Regions from separate parts of the Homo sapiens genome. Here all the other regions are linked to region 2. Evidence: chromatin contacts called from ENCODE Hi-C data. All regions are on one chromosome and are shown on one strand. Each heading gives the region's core, a stretch centred on a gene start or an enhancer-like site at or near the end of the contact. The rest is flanking DNA. Distances are from core to core; before and after follow the strand shown.

What was found. A loop is a pair of places that touch in the nucleus more often than their neighbours do. Pooled maps may share reads with other maps.
Region 1: a loop to region 2 is called in a pooled map, with 8 times the contacts of the local background. The contact joins the enhancer-like site here to the promoter of BFAR in region 2. A Hi-C loop is called at or near these places in 3 of 50 pooled maps.
Region 3: a loop to region 2 is called in a map of naive thymus-derived CD4-positive, alpha-beta T cell, with 28 times the contacts of the local background. The contact joins the promoter of TMEM186 here to the promoter of BFAR in region 2. A Hi-C loop is called at or near these places in 2 of 168 maps with a recorded cell type or tissue (CD4-positive, alpha-beta T cell and naive thymus-derived CD4-positive, alpha-beta T cell) and 13 of 50 pooled maps.
Region 4: a loop to region 2 is called in a pooled map, with 5 times the contacts of the local background. The contact joins the promoter of METTL22 here to the promoter of BFAR in region 2. A Hi-C loop is called at or near these places in 3 of 50 pooled maps.
Region 5: a map of CD4-positive, alpha-beta T cell shows a loop between it and region 2 (9-fold over the local background). The contact joins the promoter of EARS2 here to the promoter of BFAR in region 2. A Hi-C loop is called at or near these places in 2 of 168 maps with a recorded cell type or tissue (CD4-positive, alpha-beta T cell and psoas muscle) and 3 of 50 pooled maps.

Annotation. Positions count from the first base shown.
Region 1 is chr16:21,645,912-21,648,611 of GRCh38, forward strand. The region is part of intron 4 of METTL9 (methyltransferase 9, His-X-His N1(pi)-histidine); the gene reads left to right. It overlaps IGSF6 (immunoglobulin superfamily member 6), which reads right to left. Exons shown (of 6, transcript NM_005849.4): 2 at 1,222-1,581. It overlaps LOC124903663 (a long non-coding RNA gene), which reads left to right. Exons shown (of 2, transcript XR_007065025.1): 2 at 1,021-1,556. Among named protein-coding and RNA genes, the nearest start is that of IGSF6, 5.3 kb to the right of the region's middle. Within about 2 kb of position 1,425, at least 8 of the 41 ENCODE cell types and tissues checked have a DNase peak (open chromatin) inside an H3K27ac peak, as active enhancers do.
Region 2 is chr16:14,631,595-14,634,294 of GRCh38, forward strand. BFAR (bifunctional apoptosis regulator) reads left to right here and starts at 1,357. Exons shown (of 8, transcript NM_016561.3): 1 at 1,357-1,424. RefSeq lists enhancers at 802-1,369, 1,370-1,939.
Region 3 is chr16:8,796,208-8,798,907 of GRCh38, forward strand. TMEM186 (transmembrane protein 186) reads right to left here and starts at 1,432. Exons shown (of 2, transcript NM_015421.4): 1 at 1,405-1,432; 2 at 1-383. The coding sequence starts at 1,407. PMM2 (phosphomannomutase 2) reads left to right here and starts at 1,632. Exons shown (of 8, transcript NM_000303.3): 1 at 1,632-1,741. The coding sequence starts at 1,676. RefSeq lists enhancers at 1,026-1,720, 1,359-1,408, 1,721-2,415.
Region 4 is chr16:8,620,363-8,623,062 of GRCh38, forward strand. METTL22 (methyltransferase 22, Kin17 lysine) reads left to right here and starts at 1,336. Exons shown (of 11, transcript NM_024109.4): 1 at 1,336-1,413.
Region 5 is chr16:23,555,969-23,558,668 of GRCh38, forward strand. EARS2 (glutamyl-tRNA synthetase 2, mitochondrial) reads right to left here and starts at 1,382. Exons shown (of 9, transcript NM_001083614.2): 1 at 1,237-1,382. The coding sequence starts at 1,375. It overlaps UBFD1 (ubiquitin family domain containing 1), which reads left to right and starts at 1,759. Exons shown (of 7, transcript NM_019116.3): 1 at 1,759-1,799; 2 at 1,982-2,311. The coding sequence starts at 1,775. RefSeq lists enhancers at 67-711, 1,072-1,351, 1,356-2,000, 1,542-1,741, 2,001-2,644 and silencers at 1,812-1,901, 2,002-2,181.

The sequences.
Region 1 (2,700 bases), core at 175-2,674, 7.0 Mb after region 2:
TGAATATCAAAAGCCCATTAGAACCCTCGTAGTTTAAAAGCACAGGTTATAATACTGGATGGTCTCCCTTCCTCAGAGTCCTATTTTGAAATCGAAGGGCTGGTTGATTTTGAGTTCATGTTTTAACAATCTCTGCTCATCATACCAGGGTCCTTCCTAAGGGAAGAGACCCCAACAAGGCGAGGAGTTGCTGCTGTTCTCTTTTTTCCTTCAGAATCATGTAAAGCTTTTTCTCTGAAATTCCCCCTTTTTTTTTCTCGGGAATGTCTTAATCTCAGTTTACTCAAGGGAATGACTTGGTGAAATTACTGATAGGATTTAGCTATGTTTGATGTCCTCGCTCGGCTGAGGAATTGTCATGGGTTTTATCAAATCTCAGGAAGTGAGAGTCATCACTTTCCGTTCACTGATGTCCAGGCAGAATGGGAAGGGTCAGGGATCCCTGAGTAGCTTCTCTCCAAATCTGTGCTTATTCTCCATGTTGCATAGTTTCTGTGGGTCCAATTTATTGATCTTTTACACTTCTCTAGTGCTTTGTTCTAGGTGGTGCATTACCAGACTAGTTCCTGAGAAAGCTGATAGTTACTCACCACAAGGTTCCCTTTGGACATGGTACTTTACACTAAATCACTGTAATATACAAAAGAGGTGAACATGGTTGGTTAAACATCACCATGTAGGGAGAATAGAGCACCCAGCAAATCACTGACTTTGTGTTAGTGGATGTTCGAGATGGATTGGAGTAGTTCTTTTGTTTTTCTGAGATGGAGTCTTGCTTTGTTGCCCAGACTGGAGTGCAGTAGTGCGATCTCGGTTCACTGCAACCTTCGCCTCCTGGGTTACAAGCGATTCTCCTGCCTCAACCTCCCAAGCAGCTGGGACTACAGGTGCATGCCACCATGCGCGGCTAATTTTTGTATTTTGAGTAGAGATGGGGTTTCACCATGTTGGCCAGGCTAGTCTTGAACTCCTGACCTCAAGTGATTCGTCCACCTCAGCCTCAAAGTGCTGGGATTACAGGTGTGAGCCACCACGCCCAGCCAGTTGGAGTAGTTCTTTAGTCCAAACCTCATGGTGACTTGTGTTCAGATCACACCCATCACTGGCTAGGGTATTAACTTAGCAAATTTATCTCCTGATTTCTACATGTGAGTGAGGTAATGATTTTACAGGCCTGAACAAGATGCAATGATGCACTGAAATAAAGCCTCGCTGACTGACCTCTTACCACCAGTGTGGTCCCTCCTCCTGTCTGTTTAGCTCTCGCTTCCGGCACACTGGGGAATGCTATTCCACAGATGTAAATTGCACTGTCATTTGAAGTCACTCTGTTTACAGTGAGGGAAACTTGGTTTTCTTTGAGGGCCTCCCTCACTGTGAACTTGTCTGCCTCACTTTTGCACCCGTCCAAGCACAGGTTCTCAGGCTGGTGAGCACCGTAGCGAAACCACAGGCATGTTGGTTGCTCAGAAGGGCATCCGGTTGCGGAGAAGGTACACTTTATGGTGACGGCCTCATGAGTGTAGTCCACTTCTAGGTACCACGGTTGTGTGACAGAGAGAGTACAGGCGCCCACAGCACCTGTGGGAGGAAGCAGATGAGTGGGTTAATGGGCCTGCCACCTCACTTTGTGCTTTTATTATATTTTTGAGGTAGGAAACCCAGCCATTCTGTTATTTTTCTTACCTTAATCCCAATATAAATAAGACTAAAAATAAACACCAGTGGTCCTCACTTGCCCCAACTCCTCCTGTTTTCTGACCTTGACCTGCTGGGTCACATGATGTCTGTTCACTGGAGGCCAGCCCTAGAGAGGCTTCAGGGGAACAGAGTCCCTGTGCAGGAGGCCTGCATAGAGGTGGCACCGTATTGGACTCAGAAGTTTGGGGTCCATCTGTGACTCTTGCTCCTTACAAGCTTTCCTTCGATCCAATCACTTAATCTCCTGCCTGCTTTCTTGTCCGCACCCTGGCCTCCCCAGAGTGCTGTGTTCAGTGTGGTAACCTGTGTCCCCAGACGAACGTTGCTGCCGCTGATGGAGCCTATGAGCAGCAGCGATGTTTGTGCTTTGTGGGAGTTGAGATCGCCAGGAATTCATGGCCATTCACAATTGTTTCTTTGTGAGCCTGGTGTCCCTTTGGGAAACATGATAAAAGGCAACATGTACACCTGTGGAAATGCAGCCCTGGCTTAGCCTACCATGTCTTTGATTACTGAGCAGGGACCATATGAGCTCGCCAGGCCATAGCTAAGCAGATTTGGTTTCTCCCTGGCGTGTGTGCTGCTTTGTAGGCCCTTGTAGCATTTATCTTATTTAATTAACAATATTGTGATAAAGAGCACAGACTTGAGTTCAAATCCTAGCTCTGCCTGTTCCCAGCATTATAATCTCAGTATCTCAGTTTCCTCATTAGAAAATGGGGATAGTATTGTTGACCTCATGCAGTTAGTGTGACGTTCAAGATGATGCCTAGGAAGTGTTTACCTGCCTAAGCTATAGTAAGTATTAAATACAAGGGAGCGATTGCTGCTGCAGCCGCCACTGCTACTGTTCCCACAGTGTCAGATGGCTGTTGGAGAGATGGTTGTGGACGTCTAGCCACAAGGTGTTCACAGAGCTGGGATTAGTCACCCACTCCAGTGTACTGTCCACCATGTGGTGCTCTTCCAAGTTATGAGGATTGAGTCCCCCACCTTGGC
Region 2 (2,700 bases), core at 107-2,606:
CATCTCTACTAAAATACAAAGAATTAGCCTGGCGTGGTGGCGCACCCCTGTAGTCCCAGCTACTCGGGAGGCTGAGGCAGGAGAACTGCTTGAACCCGGGAGGCGGAGGTTGCAGTGAGCCAAGATTGTGCCACTGCACTCCAACCTGGGCGACAGAGCGAGACTCCGTCTCCAAAACAAACAAACGAACAAAAGGAAAGTTGATTAGAAGACCTATTTTCAAAATCTATCTCAGCCACTTATTAGTTCTGGAATGCATTAAACCTTCCTAAACCTCAATTTCCTGGGATTGTATTGAGGCTCAGTGGTGCTAATGAATGTGAACTGGGAAGCAGCGTATTAATAAATCTGTATAAATAACTGTTTAATGGGGGCCTGGCGCCATGACTCACACCTGTAATCCCAGCGTTTTCGGGGGCTGAGGCAGGAGAATCGCCTGAACCCAGGAGTTCCAGACCAGCCTGGGGAAAAGAGCGAGACCCTGTCTCCATAAAAATAAAATGAAATTTTAAAATGAGCCAGGCGTGGTTGTGCACGCCCGTAGTCCCAACTATTCACGAGGCTGAGGTGGGATAATCGCTTGAACCCGGGAGGCGGAGGTTGCAGTGAGCCAAGATCGTGCCACTGTACGCCAGCCTGGCGGGTGAGAGTGAGACTCTGTCTCAAAAACAAACAACAACAACAAAACAAAACCAAATAATCAGCATAAGTTCTAGACGCTGTGACCTAGACGCTGGGAAGGGGCGAAACGTGGTGATAAGAAAACCATTTCAAGCTGTACGAGGTGGCTCACGCCTGTAATCGCAGCACTTTGTAAGGCTGAGGCAGGAGGATCCCTTGACGCCATATGTTCAAGATCAGCCTGGAAAACGCAGCGAGACCCCATCTCTACGAAAAAAAAAATATTTTAATAGAAATAAAAGTCATTTAATTCCGATTCTTAACACCGTAAATTGAACGTATAGTCCTGTGATTTTCTACATAAAATGTGAAGGCAAAAAATAACTGTAGAGAGTACGGTGCGGCCTTGTAATATTTTAATTTCTAGGCAAAGCTTGTATCCTCCGGATACAAGAACAGCCGCCCAGGAGGAGCGGAAACTGACACACACCCGTCACCCCTTGGGCTGTGACTGCCGAGCCCGGGTACTCGGTCTCTGGGTGAAGAGGAAGGGGCGGGACCGGCGGTATTACGCATGCGCCCACTTCCTCCGGCTGGGAGTGGCCGCTCTAGGCAGCGGGGAGGTCGCGGGGTTGAGGGGGGTTGTGAAAGGAGAGCGGCCTCTCCTCTATGGTCACGGGGCCGGGGCACGCTTCCCCCACTCTGTCTTGTTACTTCCGGTAGCGAAGCCTCTCCCTCTTCCTCTGCTCCCGCGGGGTCTGTGCTGAGAATAATGGCCCGGTTGGCCCGGGACGAGTGGAATGGTAAGCCGCGACACGGCTGGGGGGTGCTGAGGGGGCGACTCGGGCTTGATATCGGGGAGTGATGTGGAAGACGGAGCGGGAATCCCTTCTGCGGAGCCTCCCCAGCCGGGTCGTAGGAGGCGCGCGGGGCCTCTCCTCACGCAGGCCCGAGTCCTGAGCATCCCCACTCCTGGCCGCGGGGTTCGGACCCCAGCTTGGCCAACTGCGCTATCCCTTCCCGAGAGCCCCACGTCCGCACAGCCGGTCGCTGGGCCTCGCCTGCGTCCTTTCGGGGGTCAGGGTCAGAGCCACTCCCTCCTGGGGCTCCCTAGGGCGGGAAGGAGGAGGGGTCGCTTCCAAACACCTTGGAGGGGAACCACGGGGCGCCTGCCCGCCAGGAGCGCTTGCCACACCCTGCAACAGCCGGACCAGAATTGATGAGGCTTCTGATAGTCGCCACGCTGAGTTTACGGTCTAATTGTCGAGGCACGTTCCTGGCCTAAGGCGGAGCGATTGTGCCCATTCTTTAAAGTAGGGTGACCGAAGCGCAGAAGGGAGAAAGTGAAATCCCAAAGTCACACTGGGGCCAGGCAAGAACTCGGCTCTTCTGATTCTGCGACTTGCGGCTCGGAAATAACTTAGGCAAAAGAGAATTTTCTTTTTTTTCTTTTTAGAGACGGAGTCTTGCCCTGCCGCCCAGGCTGGAGTGCGGTGGAGCAATCTCGGCTCACTGCAACCTCCGCCTCCCAGGTTCAAGCGATTCTCTTGCCTCAGCCTTCTGAGTAGCTGGGATTACGGGCCCGCGTAACCACGCCCGGCTGATTTTTGTATTTTTAGTAGAGACGGGGTTTCACCATGTTGGTCAGACTGTTCTCGAACTCCTGGCCTCAAGTGACCCACTCGCCTCGGCCTCCCAAAGTGGGGAGATTACAGGCGTGAGCCACCGCGCCCGGCCGAGAATTGTCTTTTATTAAAAAAGCCGGCGGGAGGGGGCGACAGATGAGAGTCAGGTTGTGTCTAAACGGGGACCTTTGGAGGGGCAGGAGGCAGCATCCCAGCTTCCGCGGAAAACAGAGTGAGAGCCTAGACGCTGTTAAGCCCTCAACTGTCGCCATTGGGTCCTCCCCGCCGAAGCCCATTGGTCGGTCCTTTGCAAGGGGGGTGGTCTTGATGTCATGCTCCAAATCGCCAATAGGAAAGAGCTTTACTCTCTTCCCAGGACACACCCCCGAGCCGGCAGGGACTGCACGTGCTGATGGGGTTGTTTTGTTTGTTCTTGTCGCTGCTGTTTTCTCAA
Region 3 (2,700 bases), core at 182-2,681, 5.8 Mb before region 2:
CCAACCAGTCTCCGTAAGAAATAGCTCATCCAGCACAGCATGGTCAGGGCAAAGCCCGATATCCCACTCATGAGGCACACGGTGTTGAGAGTGAGGAGGCCCTGGGAGTACAAGTAATAGCCTGGTGGCAAAGCTACCACTGTCAGGGCAGTCTGTGCCAACTTCAGTCGTGACAGGAACCCGAAGGTTCTGATGGCATCAAAACGGTAAAACATCCAGAATTTCTCAGTCTCTGCGTTTGGTAGTTTCTCCTTCGAGATGGGTGAACTGCTGCCCACCCACCTCTTAGGATCCTCCTGCCCACTGCAGCACCACAGCCCATGGAGAGGCCTTTCCCACACAGCTTTTCCCCGAAACCTACGCACAGCTCGGAGAAGGGCAGCCTGAAAGGGAGACAGTAGACCATTTCTCTCATGGAACTCAACCACATTAATCACACGGTGAACATCTGCAAAGCACCATACTCTAAGGCTTCTGCCAATCCTGCAAGGTAACCGTTATTGCCAGACGAGGGAAGGGTAAAGCCAGATGCTATCTCATGTGGGCATCACAACAGCTATCTAAGATAGTTATCACTATTTCCACTTTACCACTAGGGAAACTAAGCCCAGAGAGGGTAAGATATTTACCAAAGATCACACAGTCAGTGAGTGCAGCAGAGTCCTCCTTCCACCAGGCAATTCCAAATAAATACAGGAAAGGAGGTGCGGCCGTCATTAATTCAAAACATATCCAGGGAGGACAAACTCTGGGCTGGACAATGTATCCACAAGGGGGTGTGAACATTTCCCCAAGCAGGAAACTAAATAATCAGTGTCTTAGTGGGGAACTCGAGCAACAAATCTGTGAGATATTTATTCCAATAAACTTTCTAATTCTCTGTTTGATTCATATGCTATCTTGGGTGCTGGAGGGAACTGCTGCTTTCTCTTAGCCTAGTCTGGGGAAGGGGAAACAGCGGAGAAGGAGAAGGAGCGAGGCAGGGAGGCCCCAACACGTAGCACAAGGGTATTACTAGGTGGGTAGTGAAGCAGTAAAAGCTCTTATTCCAATTCTGGCTCCAACAGTAATTTGTGAGCAAATTACTCCACACCCCTGAGATTCGGTTTCTTCGCCTTTCAAAATGGGGACTCAGAACACAGTGAACCAGAGGATGGTTTCAGAGTCCTCAACTTAGTACCTAATGCACTGTGAGAGCTCGGCGAGTTTTAGCTACTACTACTGTGCGCATGTGACCCAAGGAGGGCAAGAGAAAGCCCGGGAAAAGCGAACTGTAACACACGCCAGAGCTTCCTCCCACGGATCCTCGGAGTCCGAAACCCGAGCGTCGGGCCTGCCCGCCCCAGCCCTGACCCCGACCCCAAAGAGCATCACCCCCTCAAGGCTCGCCACCCGCCTCCTTACCATGGCCCCACCACCTGCTGCCGGAAGTAAATCCCACCGGCCCCCGGAACCCCTAAGAGCGCATGCTCGAATGTACAAGGCGGGCGTGATCTGCGTTGCACCCTGGGAGTTGCGGTCCAGGAATCGTGGCTGCCGCTACTCCCAGGCGTTATGGGAACGGAGTCCCCTCCTCTTCCCGACGTGCCCTGCGACTCAGCGGCCGAACCCGGAAGTTCCGGGCCGAGTTCCTCGTGCCAACGTGTCTTGTAAGGTGCGGCTAGAAACTGGGGACATGGCAGCGCCTGGCCCAGCGCTCTGCCTCTTCGACGTGGATGGGACCCTCACCGCCCCGCGGCAGGTAAGTGGCGGCCGGCGGGCTGCTGGCAGCCGACGCGGAGCCCGTGCTGTTCCCAGTTGGGGCTATCGACCACCCAGGGTAGGCGCCAAGGGGTGGCTAAGGACCGCCTACGTCCTCACGGCGCTGAACCCTATTCTGGGTGCACTGGAGGAATGAGAGGGAGGCCCTAACCAGCTCTTGAAGAGCTCTGGTGCTTGGAAAGATGAGACGGGGCTGAAGAACTCTTAAGAGCAGGAAACTTGTGCTAGGTTGGAAAATGTAATCTGGACTCACCGCTAGTGCTCGGGACTGATAGACCAGGATTTCAACCCAAGATCAGGCCCCCTTATCAGCTATGTGTCGGCCCCAATCCTGTAACCAATGGGCTGTGCCGTGAGTCATGATATTAAAAACAGGTTTCCAGGTCAAACCGACCTAGTGGAGTCTCATCTTCACCTCTTGACATCTGTGTGACCTTCAGCGAGTCATTAACCTCTCTGAGCCTCAACATCTACAGCTTTAAATGGGGATGTTACCTGTTCCATATGGTGTCTGTGAGGATCAAATGAGATTGTGTAAGTTCTTGAAAGTATGTTGGACACAACACACTAGGCCTCAGTAAATAGTAGCCACCTCCACCACACCCATCTCCAGCCCCTGCAATGGACTAGGGAGATGGAGGAGCCCTAGGTTATTACAGGCTGCCCGCTGAGAGCCTCTTTGGGCCCTTGGAAACTTGCTTTCCACTTTCAGATTTTGCTGCTACAGGCACAGATAAGTTTCAGTTACGATCAGCCTTGAGGTGAGGCTCTCCTGGCCCCTTTTCAGAAATTGGCCACTGAACACTGGCCATTTCAACTTGAGACTGGACCCCAATGGTCTCACTATCCTCAGCTTCTACCCTCACCCCTCATAGTTTTCGCTTGGTGGTAACAATGGTGTGCTCCAGAAGTCCAGGTCAAATGCGTGTGACCTTAGAC
Region 4 (2,700 bases), core at 86-2,585, 6.0 Mb before region 2:
ATTGATGTTGATTTAATTCTATTTTGAAAAGAGAAAAAAAAGTAATTTAGACAAAGGTTGCCAGCTGAGGCCATGTGTGTGCGTGTGTGTATATGTGAACACACAGGGATATAGATTTTACATATGTGGACTTTACATATGTTCCTGTGTGTATATTTGTATGTTCACTGACATGTCTGAGAGTGAGCACCACTGTGTGTGTCTGGGCATGTCTGTGAACACGTCAGTGTGGTGTATATCCCTGGCAGCTCCCCATCTCACGCACAGTAAAATCCAAAGTTCTTAGAATGTCACAAAAGTTCTAACCCTGGCTACCTATGTATCCTCGTTTCCTGCGGCCCATCCCCTGGCTTACTCCATTGTGGCCAGGCTGACTTCCATGATGTCACTGAATATATAGATTGAGAAAAGGGCCAATATTATTGACTGTACTTTTTCTAAAAATGCAGTGACTCAGGCAAGAGACGTGAGAATCTGTGGTCTATCCTGCTCATCCTCTTCAGGGGATTCTTCTGAGGGCTGTGCTCAGTCACGGACTCAGAGGCTTTCTGAAATTCTGCAGGCAAGAAAAAACGAGCAAACATGGAGTCTTATGTTTGCCACTCTGTCTCACCCCCTTGGTGTTGGAAACTTGATGAGCATACGAATTAACGAAATCACTACCACCTAATGAAATCACTACCACCTATTAATAATAACAAGTACTGGCTGGGCGTGGTGGCTCATGCCTGTAATTTATGAGCTTTAGGAGGCCGAAGCAGGAGGACTGCTTGAAGCCAGGAGTTTGAGACCAGCCTGGGCAACACAACAAGATACAGTCTGTACAAAAAAAAAAAAAAATGGTGCCACGCAACTGTAGTCCCAGCTACTAGAGAGGCTGAAACAGGATTCCTTAAGCCCAGGAGTTCAAGGCTGCAGTGAGCTAAAATTGCGCCGCTGCACTCCAGCCTGGGTGACAGAGCAAGACCATCTCAAATAAACAAACAAACAAACAAACGAGTACTAAGAGCATGGATGACGGTAACACCCGTGATAATAAATACAGTAGCATGCTGGTTAAATAGCACCGGCTCTGATCCCACACCCCGGGTTCGAATCCAGGCTTTACCACTTAGTAGCTGGGAGAGTTATTTAACTCCTATTTAAGTCTTTTAGAGGAATGAGTTTAGCCACCTAGGCGGGTCCCCCCAGCAAACACGCCTCGCCCGCGACCAGAGCGAAGGCTACAGGTGCCCGCCGGCAACCCTCGGACGCATGCGCGGCCCGGGCAGGTAGGTGGAGCCACGGTGCGGGGCAGTCGGATGGTCGCACGCGGGGGCGGGGCCGCGCCTGCGCAGACCGCCTGTTATGGCGGCCGCCTAAGTCCCACAGAGACGGGAGTCGGGTGGGATCCCAGGCTGGGCCCCGCGGCGGGTAAGTGCCTGGGAGAGGCGGCGGGATAGGGTAGGGTGCAGGGAACCTCCTGGCGCCGAGCCTGACTTTGAAATCCGAGCTCCCACAGATCGGAGGCCCAGATCCCTAAGGCCCGACCCCACTCTTAGCGTCAGTTTCCCCTTCTCAACACGGGTGTTGGGGAAAGAAGTCCACGTCCTCACCTGGGTTTCCATCCTGGGTCCAGGCACCTCTCCTTCGGTTCTAGATTAGGAAGGGAGGGCAGTGCCCGACCTGTGACTGTTTTTTGAGAGGGCAATAGTTAACCCACAAGGGTGGCGTCAGGAAGGCGACAAGACAAAGAGAACGAGTAGCCCCACGGGGGACGTCCCCGGAGCCCCTCACTACCACTCTACGCACCGTGGCCAGGCCACGTCTTTCCTGCCCCCAGCCTGGGCCTTCACACCCTGCCCTCCCCAGCTCCTGGCCTAAATCGTCATGGGATCGCGCCAAATTATTGATTGTTGAGTGAGTTGCAGTTATCAGAAAGAAAGATGAGGAGGGAAGTTATTTCAACACCGTGATCCCAGCACACTGCTTATTTGGGACAACTGACTGGGGACCTATAGGAGAAGAAAGCTGGTAGCGTCTCAGTCTAGCCCCCACAGCCTTAGAAGAGCCAAGAACACGTTAGCTCCTGCTGCAGGGATGAGCCTGCAGCCCTATGGAGAGGTGGTGGGGCAGGTCCCCATCTGCAACCTGGGTCTCCTTTCTCAGCTCTGCCCAGTAAAGAGAGGAGCCCGAAGCCCATACAGACCCTGCATTTCCGGAAAGAGACTTTTCCTGACTAGAGAAACTGTTACCTTTTTTCTTTCTTCCCAGCATTCACTTTAATCATTATTATATTACTATAATGATAGTATTTACTATTGTTGCTTATTGAACGTTTACTATATGTCGTAAGCCCGAAAAGTGGTAATTGTCTCATATACTCCTCTGAGTATATGAGGGCCTGAGATAGGTTCAAGAGGGCCTCCTTATTCCCAGATAGCTGATTCTAGGGAAAGCCACTTAAAGGGAATCTCCTTCATCTGGAACTTACATTGCAGCGTACATTTCTTGGGAAGCCTGGTTGGGTTGAATTTAAAAATGGAAAATTCAACTAGAGATTAAGAATTTGAGTTTTTTTGTGTGTGTCTATACTTAAAATTTGGTGTGTAATATTATGCTCACTTTTGGAAAAAGCAAAGAACATTGATTTTTCTGGGATGTAAGTTTTCCAACAAAATTGCGCTATAGGCCATGCCTGGTGGCTCACACCTATAATCC
Region 5 (2,700 bases), core at 132-2,631, 8.9 Mb after region 2:
ATGTTTTCAAAATTTTATTTTTCTGGTCATTATATTAATTTTGTGCAAATATTGATACACAATTGATTGGAAATTTAAAACCAGCACTTCCACAACAGATGGTTTGAAAGGCACTGCTCTAGGCTATACTGCCTGCCAGAAAGATCCTGTCATGTATAGCTGGGATTTTACTACAAAGATCTTTGTATGTTCATCCTGGGATTTGGGATGAGAGGCATACTCCGTGTAGAGAACGTAGAAGGTAGCCTTACTGGTGGGAACCAAAAGGCCCTGACGAGATCTCCAACAGGCTATACAATGGGCCTCTGTCACCCTCTAGCTTGCTAAGCTCCCAACAGCACTAGCACAGTGCCTTGGTACCTGCGATTTCCTCTACCCAGAAGGTTCCTTCTTTTTTGTTTTTGAGACACAGTTTCGCTCTTGTTGCCCAGGCTGGAGTGCAATGGCGCGATCTTGGCTCACCGCAATCTCCACCTCCTGCGTTCAAGCGATTCTCCTGCCTCAGCCTCCCAAGTAGCTGGGATTACAGGCATGCGCCACCATGCCCAGATAATTTTGTATTTTTAGTAGAGACAGGGCTTCACCATGTTGGTCAGACGGCTCTCAAGTGATCCACTTGACCTCAAGTGATGCACCCACCTCTGCCTCCCAAAGTGCTGGGATTACAAGCGTGAGCCACCGCGCCTGGCCTCCAGAAGGTTCCTTCTATAGGCTTCACATAGCGTGCTCCTTCTTGTCATTTGGATCTCAGCTCAAATGTTACCTGCTCAGTAAAGCCTTCTGGAGCGTCCTTCTTAATCCCCAGTCTCCTATCCTGTTTCACTTCCCGCATGGCACATGTGACTCTAAAATTACACTTATTTTTTATAAGTGTCTGCGGCAGCCACTAGAATGCAGACTTCCACAGAGCAAGGCCCCTACCTTTCTCAATGATCACTGTATCCCAGCGTCTACAACACCTGTTACACAGGTTGTCATCAATGCACATGTATGGAATGCATGAAAAAAAGATCGAAAGAGATGGGATGGCACAAAAAACACAAGAAACTCCTGGCAATTTGAATTATTTCCGCTCCTGCACCTCAGTTTCCGCCTCTGTAAAATGGGCTCGCGCTGCCTTAACCCTCCTCCGCCCGCCCACTCTGACACCACCGGAAAGGATTCATTCGGGAACATTCGTGGGGCGGAGACGGGACAGGGGGCCTCGGCCTGTAGCGTCACGTCCGCCAGGGTTACCTGTGGGGCTGGGAGCGAACCGCACTCGCACCGCAACCCCGGCATCAGTGCCCAGGTTGGCCTCGCGCCGTCCTACGGGGCGGCCAGAGGCCGCCGAAGGCCTCTCGCGCTGCAGCAGTCTCCTCAGGAGCGCCGCCATGTGGGATGGAATAGCACACGTGGGCTTCTCCCTGCGTCACTTCCGGGGACTGCTTCCAGCCAATCGGCCTCCGCCACAGCCAGCGCAGCCTTGCCCCTTAAAGTCACAGGCCCCCTAGCGCGAAATCCCACGCCCCCCTGGACGGCTGCGGCCGCACTCGCCACCAGGGGGCAGAGGCCAGAGAAAGGGCTATTTCCCGGACCCGCCCCCTTCAGCTTGGGAAAGCGAAAGCGTGGCAGGGGCCGGACCTGGGAGCGGAGGAGGCGGGTCTCCATAGAAACCTCCACCTGTTTCCGGCCGGGCTGTGAGAGATTAGGGGCTGCTGCGGGGGCCAATCTCAGCCAGCTCGCCTCTTCCCAGCGGCCTCTGCGGGAGCGGTGGGTGTTGTACACAATCATCATGGCGGCGGCCGGGGCCCCGGATGGTGAGTGCGGCGGGGGTGGCGGGCGCCGGGCCGGGGCTGAGGTTGCGGTCGCTCCTCTGGGGGATGCGGCCCGGCCCGGGAGGGAGAACCGCGGCTCGGGAACGGAGGTCCGGCGGCGCCCGGACAGCGTCCGTTCCCAAGCCCAGCCCGCGGCGAGCGCCCACCCCCTAACCCCCTTGCAGGCATGGAGGAACCTGGCATGGACACGGAGGCCGAGACTGTGGCTACTGAGGCTCCCGCGCGGCCCGTCAACTGCCTGGAGGCTGAAGCCGCGGCGGGGGCGGCGGCCGAGGACTCCGGCGCCGCACGAGGCAGCCTGCAGCCGGCCCCGGCCCAGCCCCCTGGGGACCCCGCAGCCCAGGCCTCGGTCAGCAACGGCGAAGACGCGGGCGGCGGCGCGGGCAGGGAGCTGGTGGACTTGAAGATCATCTGGAATAAGACCAAGCATGACGTGAAGTTCCCCCTGGACAGCACAGGCTCCGAGCTGAAACAGAAGATCCACTCGATTACAGGTAATTCCTGTGGCGCTGACAGCCAGTCTTCCCCACCCCGCCTCCTGATGGCCCTTGCACCCTACTAGGCACCTGGTGGCTTTCCTTGCATCAGGTCCCCCCATCCTTACAGCAGTCTTCTGAAGGATACTTGGATGCCCATTACTCAGCTGGGGAAAGAGACTCAAGTTTATAGAGCTAGTAAGTTGCAGAGCTGGGATTAAAGCCGAAGTCTGACGTTTAGGCCCCAGTTTCTCATTGATGTTGCTCTAACATCTCTAATTAAAAAATCACCTAAGGCGCTTGTTTTACAGCTTCTGGGCCCTTTCCCAGGAGATTCTGATTCAGTGGGTCTGGGATGTAGCCAGGAATTTATTTTTAGCAAATATCTTAGGTAATTCTTCTAAGTG